Linked DNA regions of Homo sapiens: region 2 is linked to region 1. A link is a loop called in an ENCODE intact Hi-C map of the cell type or tissue named here. Cell type or tissue: gastrocnemius medialis. All regions are shown on one strand. Each heading gives the region's core, and the rest is flanking DNA. Links, peaks and the distances in the headings are about the cores only.

Region 1 (5,822 bases), core at 365-5,364:
AGTCAAGGAATGTAGATGACCTCTAAAAACTGAGAAAAGCAAAGACATTGATTCTCCTCTAGATCCTTCAGAAGTAATGCAGCCTGCCAACACTTTGATTTTAGTCCACTGAAACTAATTTTGAACTTCTGACCTTCAGAACTGCAAGATCATAAATCTGTTATTTTAAACCACTAAGTTTATGGTAATTTGTTACAGTGGCAACAGGAAATGAATACAACTGAGACCTCAGCACAGACCATGTAGACCAGAATCTCTGGTGCTCTTTCCTCCCTGCTTCTCCCGTTAAGAAACATCTTAGTTTATGACAGTCTAGTTTGAGTTAACGCCAAATTAATTTCACAGGTATACAAAAACTTTGCTTCTATGATCTTTGATCCTCCCTCCCACCTTCATGCTGCTATTGTTACAGATTACATCTTTATACATTGTGTGCCCATCACTCAAGATTTAGAATTACTGTTTTATGTAGTGGTCTTTTAAATCAGACAGAAAAAAAGAAAGAAATGGCTGGGTGCGGTGGCTTATGCCTATAATCCCAGCACTTTCGGGGGCCAAGGCGGGTGGATCACCTGAGGCCAGGAGTTCAAGGCCAGCCTGGCTAACATGGCGAAACCCTGTCTCTACTAAAAATACAAAAACTACCTGGGCACACTGGTGTGTGCCTGTAATCCCAGCTACTCAGGAGGCTGAGGCCAGAAGAATCGCTTGAACCCAGGAGGCAGAGGTTGCAGTGAGCCAAGATCACACCACTGCACTCCAGCCTGGGTAACAGAGTAAGATTCCATCTAAAAAAAAAAAAGGAAAAAAGAAAGAAGTTATGAACCAAAAGTACCTTTATACTGTTTTTTACTTTTACCTATGTTGTCACATTAACAGGGCCTTTTATTTGTTAGTGTGGATTTGAGTTACTACCTAATTTCCTTCCATTTCAACATGACGTGTTCCCTTTAGCATTTCTTGGGAGAAGGTCAGCTAGTGACAAATTCTCTCAGCTCACCTTTTCTTTTTAAAATTATAGCATGTCTTAATTTCTCCTTTGAAGGATGGATTTGCTGGATGTAGAATTCGCCATTGACAGATTTTTCTTTCTTTCCACACTTTGAGTATGCCAGCTCACCTCCACAATTATGAGTAGTCAGCCATTAGGCTTACTGAAGTTCCTTTGTGCGTGGGGACTCACCTGTCAGTGAGGTGTGAAATTGCCAGCATTTCTTTATTTCTCACTCTTGAGTTTGCAGGTGGGCCGTGGCAGTTCTACTGAAGTCCGCAGGTGGGAAGGGCAGAGATCTGATTCTCCTGCATTTCCAGGCAGAAGGCACAACCACTCTCTGGGACGCATGGCTCTGATGCGATAAGAGCACACAGAGTGAGCCCAATGCACCATGTGTGTTTGGCTCTTAGCTTGGACAGGCAAATCCACATCCACTCACATTCCAACAAGCCAAAGCAAGTCACCCAGCCCATTGCTTCTGGGACAAGGATGTACATTCCTCCTGGGCGTGGGGGTGCGGGTACCGCAAGGGGAATAAATTTTTCCTGAGCTACGATACAATCTCCCACCAAAAGTCATACAGCCATTTAGTTAACAACTTTTCTTGAATAGTTCAGTTATCATCAATGATCCACATATTGATAAACATGACTTGACAATAATAACAATGTTAGCATTTTACACTATTTTCTAGAAGCTTCACTATGCTTCATTTATTCTCAGAAATTCTCTCTAGGATAAGCTTCATGGGCAGAAAGAAGAATGAATGAAAGCCACGTAAAAAGGACTGTAAAAGCCAGTAAAAAGGGCTGGAATAAATGGGACAAATCATCATCCTTTTCTATACCCTTATTTCATCTGTGTGAACACATTTGCTTGCTGATTTGTAATCAGAACCTGTGGCCAAAGAAAAAACTGTCTGTCATCTTAGCTCCAGAAAGCTACTGTCATCTTACTGCATCCCAGGTGGCTTCTTTTGCAGGATTCCTGGAAGGATGATGTTAGCTCTGCTGTTTCACTGGAAGAGTGACTTCACTGGGCCAGCCCTGTGTCCTTCCCACAAATGTGGTTCAGGATTTCATCCAACATAGCTCTTTACCGTGGTGCTGCCTCTAATTTGGGTTTACCATTACCCCACTGGAAGCCAAGAAATATTTACCCTATTTATATTTAGCACTTGAATCAGAGTGTTATGATATCAAAGTCCATGTAAACTGCTGAACAGAACTTTAAAACAGCATCCTGAATCAGAATGCATGCCCTATTTTGTTGTTGTATGAGTTTGTTTTCATTTATGAAAAGGTGATTTGAAAAAGGACTGCAAATTCCTCCTTCTCTTCTAGGCCTGCTACTGCAGCATCTCTGTTTTCACTGTCTAGATTTTGTGTCTAAACATTCCTTTGTAATTTATAAGATTGTTGAACGTGGGCTCAGATCTTCACTTCTGTGACCTTAGTCCCAGACACTGCTGTCATCCATAAAGGTACTATAAGACCCCCTTACATCACTCTTTTAAGACAGACACCTTCAACTGAAATGCATTGCATGTGACTTCCTCATTTCAATGACTAATTAAATTGTGAGTATATTTATGTAGAATAAAGTGAAAGGTTCTTAATGTAGTTATATTTAATATGTTACTTCTTCATTAAAGAGCTTCCTCTGAGCCAGGCGTGGTGGCTCATGCCTGTAATCCCAGCACTTTGGGAGGCCGAGGTGGGCGGATCACGAGGTCAGGAGATCGAGACCATCTGGCTAACATGGTAAAAACCCATTTCTACTAAAAATACAAAAAATTAGCCAGGCGTGGTGGCAGGCGCCTGTAGTCCCAGCTAATCGGGAGGCTGAGGCAGGAGAATGACGTGAACCTGGGAAGCGGAGCTTGCAGTGAGCCGAGATCGTGCCACTGCACTCCAGCCTGGGCGACAGAGCAAGACTCTGTCTCAAAAAAAAAAAAAAAAAAAAAGAGCTTCCTCTGAGGAAGTTACCTACTTTTGGTAAAGTGGGTATTTTGAGTGGCATAACTAGCATGAGCAGCATATCAGTGCAAATGCAGTAACACTATGAATTAAAAAGGGAATAAGAAAGGTCTTGTGTTTGATCAAATATTTATCTATTAATGTAGAAATTCTCCTTGGAACCCTGGTTGGTGCTATTGCTTTTAACAGTAATGAAAAGAAAGAAGCAAACCTATCAGAGACTCTCCAAATTCCAAGCAACGGTGATCCCAGAAGCCTTGTTCTCTTCCCAGCTTGCTTTTATTCCGTTAAGTGCCTTTGTGGCCAAGTCACAGTCCTGGCAGCTAATGGCATGACTCATGCAGTGAACACACCTGCTCAGGCTGGATTCGAATCAGGAAATATTGGACACTGTCCTTGGAACTATATTTATAGCAAATGGAAGCTGTCAAAACAAAACTGTTTATTAGCAACATAGCATGGGTCTCCTAGAAAACAAATTTAAAAGTAGTGCTCCTCAGGCCTCTGTTTCTCTTGAAGTAAGAATAACTTCATTCTCAACCAACATGACAAAGATTTCCGTGATAGCACTGGCTAGTCTGATACACCATACTTATTTTTTCCAGTTAACATGTTATTTTTTTTCCAGTTAACATGAACATCTCTATACTCAGCCAAGGAGCTGTAATAACAGAGTTCCATTTGACAACAGAGCTGTCAGTGTGAATACCTTTTGCTTTCTTCTTTTCTCATTTCAGACTCTGGGACTTTGTACACAGCCAGGATTTCAGTTACCATGGGATATTTCCAAATTTAATCTCCAGCCAAAGTGTGGATATTTATGCATATTTCATAATTCAGATAGCTTACTAGACATAACCATTTGGTTTTAACACAGATACCTACGTCCAAAACTTAATTTTTTTTTTATTTCTTTAAACTTGCTTCTTTCTCCATAGTCTCTAGTTTGGTTAGAAACAGCACTACCTAATTAAGCAAGACTTTTAGTAATCATCCTTTCTTCCTCTTCCTCCTTGTCGTTCTCATTTCCACGTGCCCACTAGTTGCACTCTTCCATGCAGACACCTCCTAAACCCTTTGGCATTGGTTTCCCTGCCTCTCTTTCCTAGGCCTGCCATTCCACTAGAGGCTACGCTCTCTCTCACTGGACAATTACAACAACCTACTGCAGTGACTCAGCCCTTGGAACATGGACTCTGGGTTGGTTGGTTTGTGTATAAAAAACCCACTCCCAGGAGAGTCTTTGCTTGTCCTTCTTCCAACTGATCTTCTACTCAGGAAAACTGTTATGTGTATATGACTACTTTGCTGATTTTTATTGTTGTTATTGATGATGACCCGTTTTTGCTCAGGCAGGAAGTCCATCTAGGGAAGCCACTGTCTTTGTGAAAACTTCACACTGCAGCATATGGGACCAGGATCCTGGACACAGCAAATGTCAGCCCCAACCCCCATGTCCCCCAGATCTGTATTTCCAGCATAAACACAGGCTGGTTGGAGGAAACAGGCTGCATTTAGACACATCAAAGGAACTTGAATGCCAGAAAGAAAATAGAGTCCTATGGCTATTAGAGAGGGAAGACATCCAAGAAAATTGTCATCAGAGACTGTATCCAGTTGAGCAAACTCGTCTTTCAACTTAGTAAGGGTAATTACTATGCAAGTGTGTGTACTTACCAAGAATAAAATCTCCAGGGACACAGAGGAGACATTCCGGGTCTTTTGCCCTGGCCCCCTATGGCTGTTTGCACTGTGTCTTCTGTGTTAAAATGTACCTGAAATTTGTCTTCAGCAGGTGTGGTAGGGCAAACAACACAGAAATGACTGATATGGAGGAAGAAGTTTTTGCTCATAGTTCCCTAGAAACAGGAAGCACTCTATGCTGGGCCACATGGGGAGGCACAAGGCTTGGCCAGGAGGCAGAGAGGATAGAGGGAAAAACATGGGAAAGTGCTTTTATTGTGGTTTTCAAAGGAAGAAATGGGCAAGGCAGAGTAAGCAGCCTAGAATTTTCTAGTTTAATTCCCATGAACTCTGAGCATAAGGGATGTCTCTAGTTGTCTGCTGCTGGCCCTGGGATGACTAGGGCAGAGGAACATTGCCTCCTGTAGTATAACAGTCAGACAGAGGAGGTGGTATGGAACATGGGCTCTGGGTTCATTGGTTTGTGTATAAAAAGCCCATTCCCAGGAGAGTCTGCTGTCTGTGAGAACTGGCTGGCCCTGGGAGCAGCAGTCTCTCCCCAGTCATGAGCCCCTATCTTAGTCCATTTTGTGTTGCTATAACAGAATACCACACACAGGGGAATTTATAAAGAATAGAATTTCACTTAGCTAATAATTCTGGTGGCTGGGAAGTCCAAGATCGGGCAGCTGCATCTGCTGAGGGCCTTCTTGCTGCATTATCCCATGGTATCCCATGGTGGAAGGGTGGATGGGCAACTGAGCACTTGCAAAAGAGAACCAGGCCAGACTCACTTGATAACAACCACTCTTGACTAACCACTCCAAAGATTAACCATTCATGAGGGCAGAGCCCTCATGACCCAATCACCTCTGATTAGGCCCCATCTCCCAACACTGTTGCATTGTGAATTAAATTTCCAACACATGAGCTTTTGGGGAACACATTCAAACCATAGCAGTTCCCACCTGTCGAAGTATGATAAAGAAGGAAATAAACAACAGCATTTCCAGGTTTATCTTGGGCTGCTCTGACCAACCCCAGAGAATGATCTGTGAACACACTTGCTTTGTTTGCATCTCAGTGGCTCATGTTTTGTAGCAGAATCTGCTCTTGCCCTGCCGAAATTTTTCAGGCATTATTATTTAGAATGCTCCAGTGACTTC
Region 2 (5,822 bases), core at 284-5,283, 370 kb before region 1:
TGGTGTGTATGGTGTGTGTGTGGTATATGGTGTGGGGGGGCATGTGTAGGTGGCATACAGTGTGTGTGAGATGTACAGTGAGTCGTGTGTGTGTTGTGTGTAGGTGGGGTGTGTGCTGTGTGTGGTGTGTGTGGGTTTACAGTGTGCGTGGTCTGTATGTGTATGGTATGTGTATGATGTGTGTATGGTGTGTGTCTGGTATGTGAATGGGGTGTGTGCTGTGTGTGCTGCATGTGGGTTTACAGTGTGCGTGGTTTGTGTGTGTATGGTATGTGTATGATGTGTGTATGGTGCATGAATGGGGTGTGTGTGTGTGTGTGAGTGTGTATGCAGGGCAGGGAGGAGCCAGGAATCTTCATGATTCCCCAGTGGTTCTGCTGCAGATGTTGCAGAGATCATACTGCCTCCAAACCCTGGATCAGGGCTAGCCCAGGTATATTTTTATTTGCAGGTTGTATACTAAATACAGTTAAACAGTGGGGAGAACAAAACCAGCCTGGATAGTGTCTAAAAAAAATAAATCCCACGTACCATAGGATGTTAGATTTTAGTAAACTTCGTCCGTCCTGCTTCCTGCAGTCTCGTGAGAAGGCCGGGACACCAGGCTTCCAGCTTGAGTGTGTTTACCCAGCGAGCTGGGGGTGGTGGAGCGGCGGAGCTGGTGGCTCTGTCCCGCCTCTGTGGCTGGGGCCCAGTGTCAGTGGGCAGCATGCTTTCTGGCCTCCACCTGCCTTTCGGTCAACATTGGAACACGTGTCTCCTGCTGCTCTGTGGTGCGGCCTGTGGGCGGCGTGGGAGGTCCTAGGTGAGCTAAGTAGCGGCCAGTCTCGGTGCCCTTGGTGAGCTCTGCCCTCCGGTTGTGTCAATAACTCCATCTCTAGTTTGGCTCAAGAAATGTTTCTAGTTAATTTATAAAACAACGTGTCCCCCTTTGACTCTTGCAAGTAGCTGAATTCTGTTACCTAGCCAAATTATTTTAGTCTAAGAAAATTCCAGTTGTAGGTGCTTTAAAGATTTTGGTCTGTGGAAATTCATGGTATAATATTTGAGTGTGGTGCATGTGGGTCCTGGCTCAAGACCTTCATATGAGAGATGATCTTTTTCGTTATGATATATATATATATCCATCCAACTATCTATCTGTGTATGTGTCATATATACCATATTACCCAGTTGGAAATAAATAGAATAACCTGATCTTTCTCCCCACCCACATTTTCCTTTCATTTTCTCCTGAAGATGTCTTCTTCAAGTGTGAAGTACTTCTCAACAATCTCTCCAATCTTATGATTAACGCTTAGTAATAGAGCTCCCTTTTTAGCAGCCTGTGGTGTATTTGACCAACCTGATCTCTTCCCTAACATGGCTCTTGCCTTTTGGTGCCCACTCAGCTGCGTTACCTGCATTACCTGCATTACCTGGAGCATGTCCAGTTGCCCTGGTCCCAGAGGAGCTGTCCTGGCTTTTGCCTATTCTGTGTTGCTGAGGCTTCCTGCCCTCCGTGCCACCTTTTGCGTGGCTGCTTTCTTGCCAGCTCAGCACCTTCATAGCTGCATGCCACCCCGCCAGCTCCCTCTCTGGATCATCTCTCTCTATAAGGAGATTACAACTCTCAGGAAGGAACAGGTTTCCCCCTTCCCTCCTGCTGCCCCTAGTGCCTCTAGGTCTCACCCTAATGTGGATACGGCATCTCCAGCAGGCTGGGCAGGAGGCTGCTCAGCCCAGTGTTCTCTGTATGGATGGCAACCATACAGGACAAAGTGACAGAATGGTGCATTCATCTGAGAGCCCCAAGGGCCTGCTTGATCAACCATTCCTGTCACTTTCAAACTCCAGTTTACCAGTGGAAGCAGTCTAAATGCCATTGTGCACAACAGATAAAGGCAGGGCTGGTCTGGATGAAAGAGAGGCCGGTCTCAAGGTCCCCAGCTTGGGTGGTGGGCTCCTTTACATTCTCACAGCCCCCCGTAGCATCTCCTAGGCAGTTTCAGAAACCCCCCTGGGACTTGGGGACAATCAGGTGTGGAGTCTCAGGACTTTGTCTCTAATCATTCTACAAAAGAGCTCAGGATTTTTGTTTCCTTCTGGGGATTAAGGAAGCAACATTTGGATAAGATTTTAGTTGGAGAGGAAAGAACCCTTTAGTAAAAATATATTTTGTGTTCCCCCTTCCTCTTCTCAGTGCTTTCAGGGAAAGTTGAAAAGGAAGCAATAATTTTCTATTTTTGATGAGCAACTTTTACTGTGCAGGTGGAGGAAGGACTCTGCCCAGGAACTAGGCAAGTATGTAAACAAACTGTCCTGGGCTATAAATAATTCCTTTCCTGTCATGACTCAGGGGGGTTGCGGACAAGCCTCCTTGAACAATTCAGAGATTTACAAATCCCACTTTTGTTATAGAAACATTGCAAAAGTAGCTTGTAATTATTTATCCTCTTTTTAAAAAATTTAGCCTTTGGGAGAGAATGGGCCATGTTTTCTCTGATGGGGCATCCTCATCCACATCAGTCTGCTCTGGAACATTGTATGTCAGTCTGTTCTTGGAATCCAGATGTGGAGTGCATGGAAACCCGTCCAGCTGGGCAAGCCCAAGGTCATGGACACGCGGGGTCTAGCTTTTAGAGTCTGAATGCTCTGCCCTGACCCCCACACAGCACACACAGCTTGTTTACTGGCAGGTGTGACCAACAATAACAGGAAAAATGACCCTCTCTTCTGAAAATCACGATTATTAATGGGGAAAGGGTGTATTATGTGGCTGCAATGTGTACTTGCCTAGAAATTTTAAATTGAAGGAAGAATCATAGGAAAAATTCTTTTTCCCCTCCATGAATCAATTTTTGGGAATTCATTTTCCAGATAATTCTGCTGTCCTTGGGGCTTTTGGAACAAGGAGAGTATTTAGTGCTTTCCAAGGGCTTTTCTCTCCTCCCCTGGCTGTGGTCCACATTCTGTTCAGGTTCCCTTTCACTGGCTCTACACAGAGCAGAGGAGGCTTGGAGGTGGGCTCAGATGGGGCTGCGGGCCTCATACCAAGGACACTCCATGTCAGGAGCTGACCCTGGGGCAGAGACTGTCAGGTGGGCTTGGAAAAGAATGTCTGGCTGCAGAGGAGCTTTGTGAAGTTTCCTTCCGACACTTTGGTGGAGGTCGGGTCCTAATGGCCTGTGCGGGGATGCCCCTGGACCTGCGGTCTGTCTGGGTCTGAAGGTCATGGACAAGTTGAACCTACCGTCCTTGCCTCCTGGCCCCTTGCTGATGAAGTGAAGAGGGGAGGACCCCACAGTCTCTTCTATCACTCTCCCTTTTTCTTCCCTTCTTTCCTTCTTCCCTCTTCATTTCCTTCCTTCTCCTCCTCTTCCTCTTCTTTCTCATATCCAGACAAAGGTGCATGCACACAATGGGATGCCCAGTCTTGGGTGTCTCCACGGAACCAGGTCCAGAAGCAAATGCTGCAGACTATGTCATCCTGCTTGGGGACATGGAAAAAGACACCACACGGTCTGGCAAGACCACGGATAAAATCCAGGGGATTTGTGAACATATATGAGGAAAGATTCTATCTTGGTTTTCACTAACATCTAACTGCACTTCAGCATTTCCATCCCCTGTATTGATGGCACCTCTGACCTCTGGTAGAAGCACAGCTAATGTTCTTTCAGGGTGGTTGTTGCAAACGTCTTGATAGTTCATGTATGCTCAGCACTACTTCAATAGGGCAGTGTATAGATTACTGCTATTTAGTGTCTTAATGAAGAAGAACACACCAAAGTTTTAAGAAACATTTTTTATAGTGCAAGTTTACTGTACAGGCATACCTTGGACACATTGTGAGTTTGGTTCCAGACCACCGTGATAAAATGAATATTGCAATAGAGTGGGTCACATGGATTTTTTGGTTTTCTAGTGCGTATAAAAGTTACGTTTGCCGAGTGCAGTGGCTCACGTCTGTAATCCCAGCACTCCCAGAGGCTGAGGCGGGCGGATCACTTGAGGTCAGGAGTCCAAGACCAGCATGGCCAACATGGTGAAACCCCATCTCTACTAAAAATACAAAAATTAGCCAAGCATGGTGGCAGGCGCCTGCAATCCCAGCTGCTCGGGAGGCTGAGGCAGGAGAATCGCTTGAACCTGGGAGGTGGAAGTTGCAGTGAGCCGAGATCACACCATTGCACTCCAGCCTGGGCATTGCAGTGAGACTCCGTCTCAAAAAAAAAAAAAAAAAAGAAAAGAAAAAAGGTTTGTTTACACTATACTGTAGTCTACTAAATGTGGAATGCTATTAAGTCTAAAAAAGTACATAGCTGAATAAAAAATACTTTATTGTTAAAAAATGCTAATGATTATCTGAGCCTTTTGCGAGTTGTAATCTCTTTGCTGGCGGAGGGTCTTGCCTGGATATTGATGGCTGCTGAATGATCAGAGTGGTGCAGCATTCCTGTGACGAGGTCACTGCAGCTGGTGGACCTGGAGGGCAAACACACATGAGGTCACTGCTGCGTGGCTGCCAGGAGCAGTGGAGAGGGCTGCAAGCGCCCTGGCAAGGGCCCTGGGGAAGTCAGCATTCCCAGGCATACCCGTTCCCTTGACAGTTGTGATTTTAGTTTCCGTAAAGAAGAATACTTCTAGTCATAGTCACTTTAGACATTATTACGGTTTTAAAATTTCATAATCAGAATGTGCAATACAGAAACACCGGACGCTTTCATGGAAACAGCAAGAGCAGAAGCAGCTCCACCTATTAACAACCTCCCTGGCTGATGCAAAGCCGGTGTTGGGAAGCCATTGGCAAACGCTGTCAATTTTGTTAGTTTCCTATTTTTCCTTTGGTTCCCTTTTGTGATTTTCTAAGCCTGATAGCTTCTTCGGAGGCATAGCAAACAAGTAAGGGTTTCTTAAACTGCATATGCCCAATAACAGGCCAGCGTGGGCACTGAAGCCCTCTGTCACAATGTCTGTTGCTCTGGCCTGGGCTTTAGCACTGCTGCTCAGAGTCAGCTTTCTTACTTTTCGTTTTGGAGATGGTCTTGTCTTTGGTGATCTGTTTAGACATTCTGGATAGTTATCTGGCCCAGATTTTGTGGTCAAGACTCCATCCACCTGTGAGCCCAGCAGGGGCCCAGAAGCATTCATATGTGTCCGTTTTTAACACGCCGAGATCCACGTTGCTTATGCTCAAAAGACAAAACTCGTATTCAGTTTAGTGGATATTCAGCCTTTCTTCGTGCTTCAGAGACATTTCTGACTATAGTGAAATGGACCTAAAGATCCTGTGGGACGAGGCAGCTCCTTACAGACCAAAAACAGGGAAGAAAGGTGAGGGCAGGGCTTGGGTCTGGCTCTGGGGTCCTGGCAACCCTTTTAAGTGGGACACGCAGGGATGGAGAAGGATGTGGTAGGAACACCCAGCTAGGCTTGCGTTGTAGGAATATCCGTTCTGGTCCAGCACAGTCTAGCAAGCCTGCAAACCACTAGGAAAAGCCTGAATGCAACTTGGGCCATATCTGCTGTGACACTGGGCAGTACAATGGCAGTGGCTGGCAAGGTGTGGGTTGGCCAGGTTGGTATCTAGGTATCTTCAGAGGCCCTGCTCATTCCGGAGAGATCCCTGAAAACTCCCAGTCTTTACTGGGACCTGGAGGTTTTAGGGGTTACATGAACTAGAAAGAGCCTGGGTGTGGTGCAGAATGATACCAATCTAGCTAGGCTGCAATGACATTTTTCCAGAAGGCCCTGGAATATTAGTTTTCTACTGCTGCAAGACAAACTAAATAGGGTAAAACAGCACCCACAGTTTCTACACATCTAGATCCCAGGCACGG

Evidence for each region. Peaks named below come from ENCODE experiments on the same cell type or tissue, not always from the same donor. Only the 100,000 strongest peaks of a DNase experiment are listed, where the experiment ranks them.
Region 2: it touches region 1 in a loop (6-fold over the local background); 9 of 110 quality-filtered maps call a loop at or near these places.

Annotation. Positions count from the first base shown.
Region 1 is chr9:90,103,923-90,109,744 of GRCh38, forward strand. No RefSeq gene overlaps it. Among named protein-coding and RNA genes, the nearest start is that of MIR4290HG, 65 kb to the left of the region's middle. In gastrocnemius medialis, for the core only: no CTCF peak of the experiment used is centred there; DNase peaks (open chromatin) are centred at 2,045, 3,299 and 4,119; H3K27ac peaks cover 4,193 bases.
Region 2 is chr9:89,730,177-89,735,998 of GRCh38, forward strand. No RefSeq gene overlaps it. Among named protein-coding and RNA genes, the nearest start is that of LINC03062, 93 kb to the left of the region's middle. In gastrocnemius medialis, for the core only: no CTCF peak of the experiment used is centred there; no DNase peak of the experiment used is centred there; H3K4me3 peaks cover 528 bases; H3K27ac peaks cover 1,710 bases.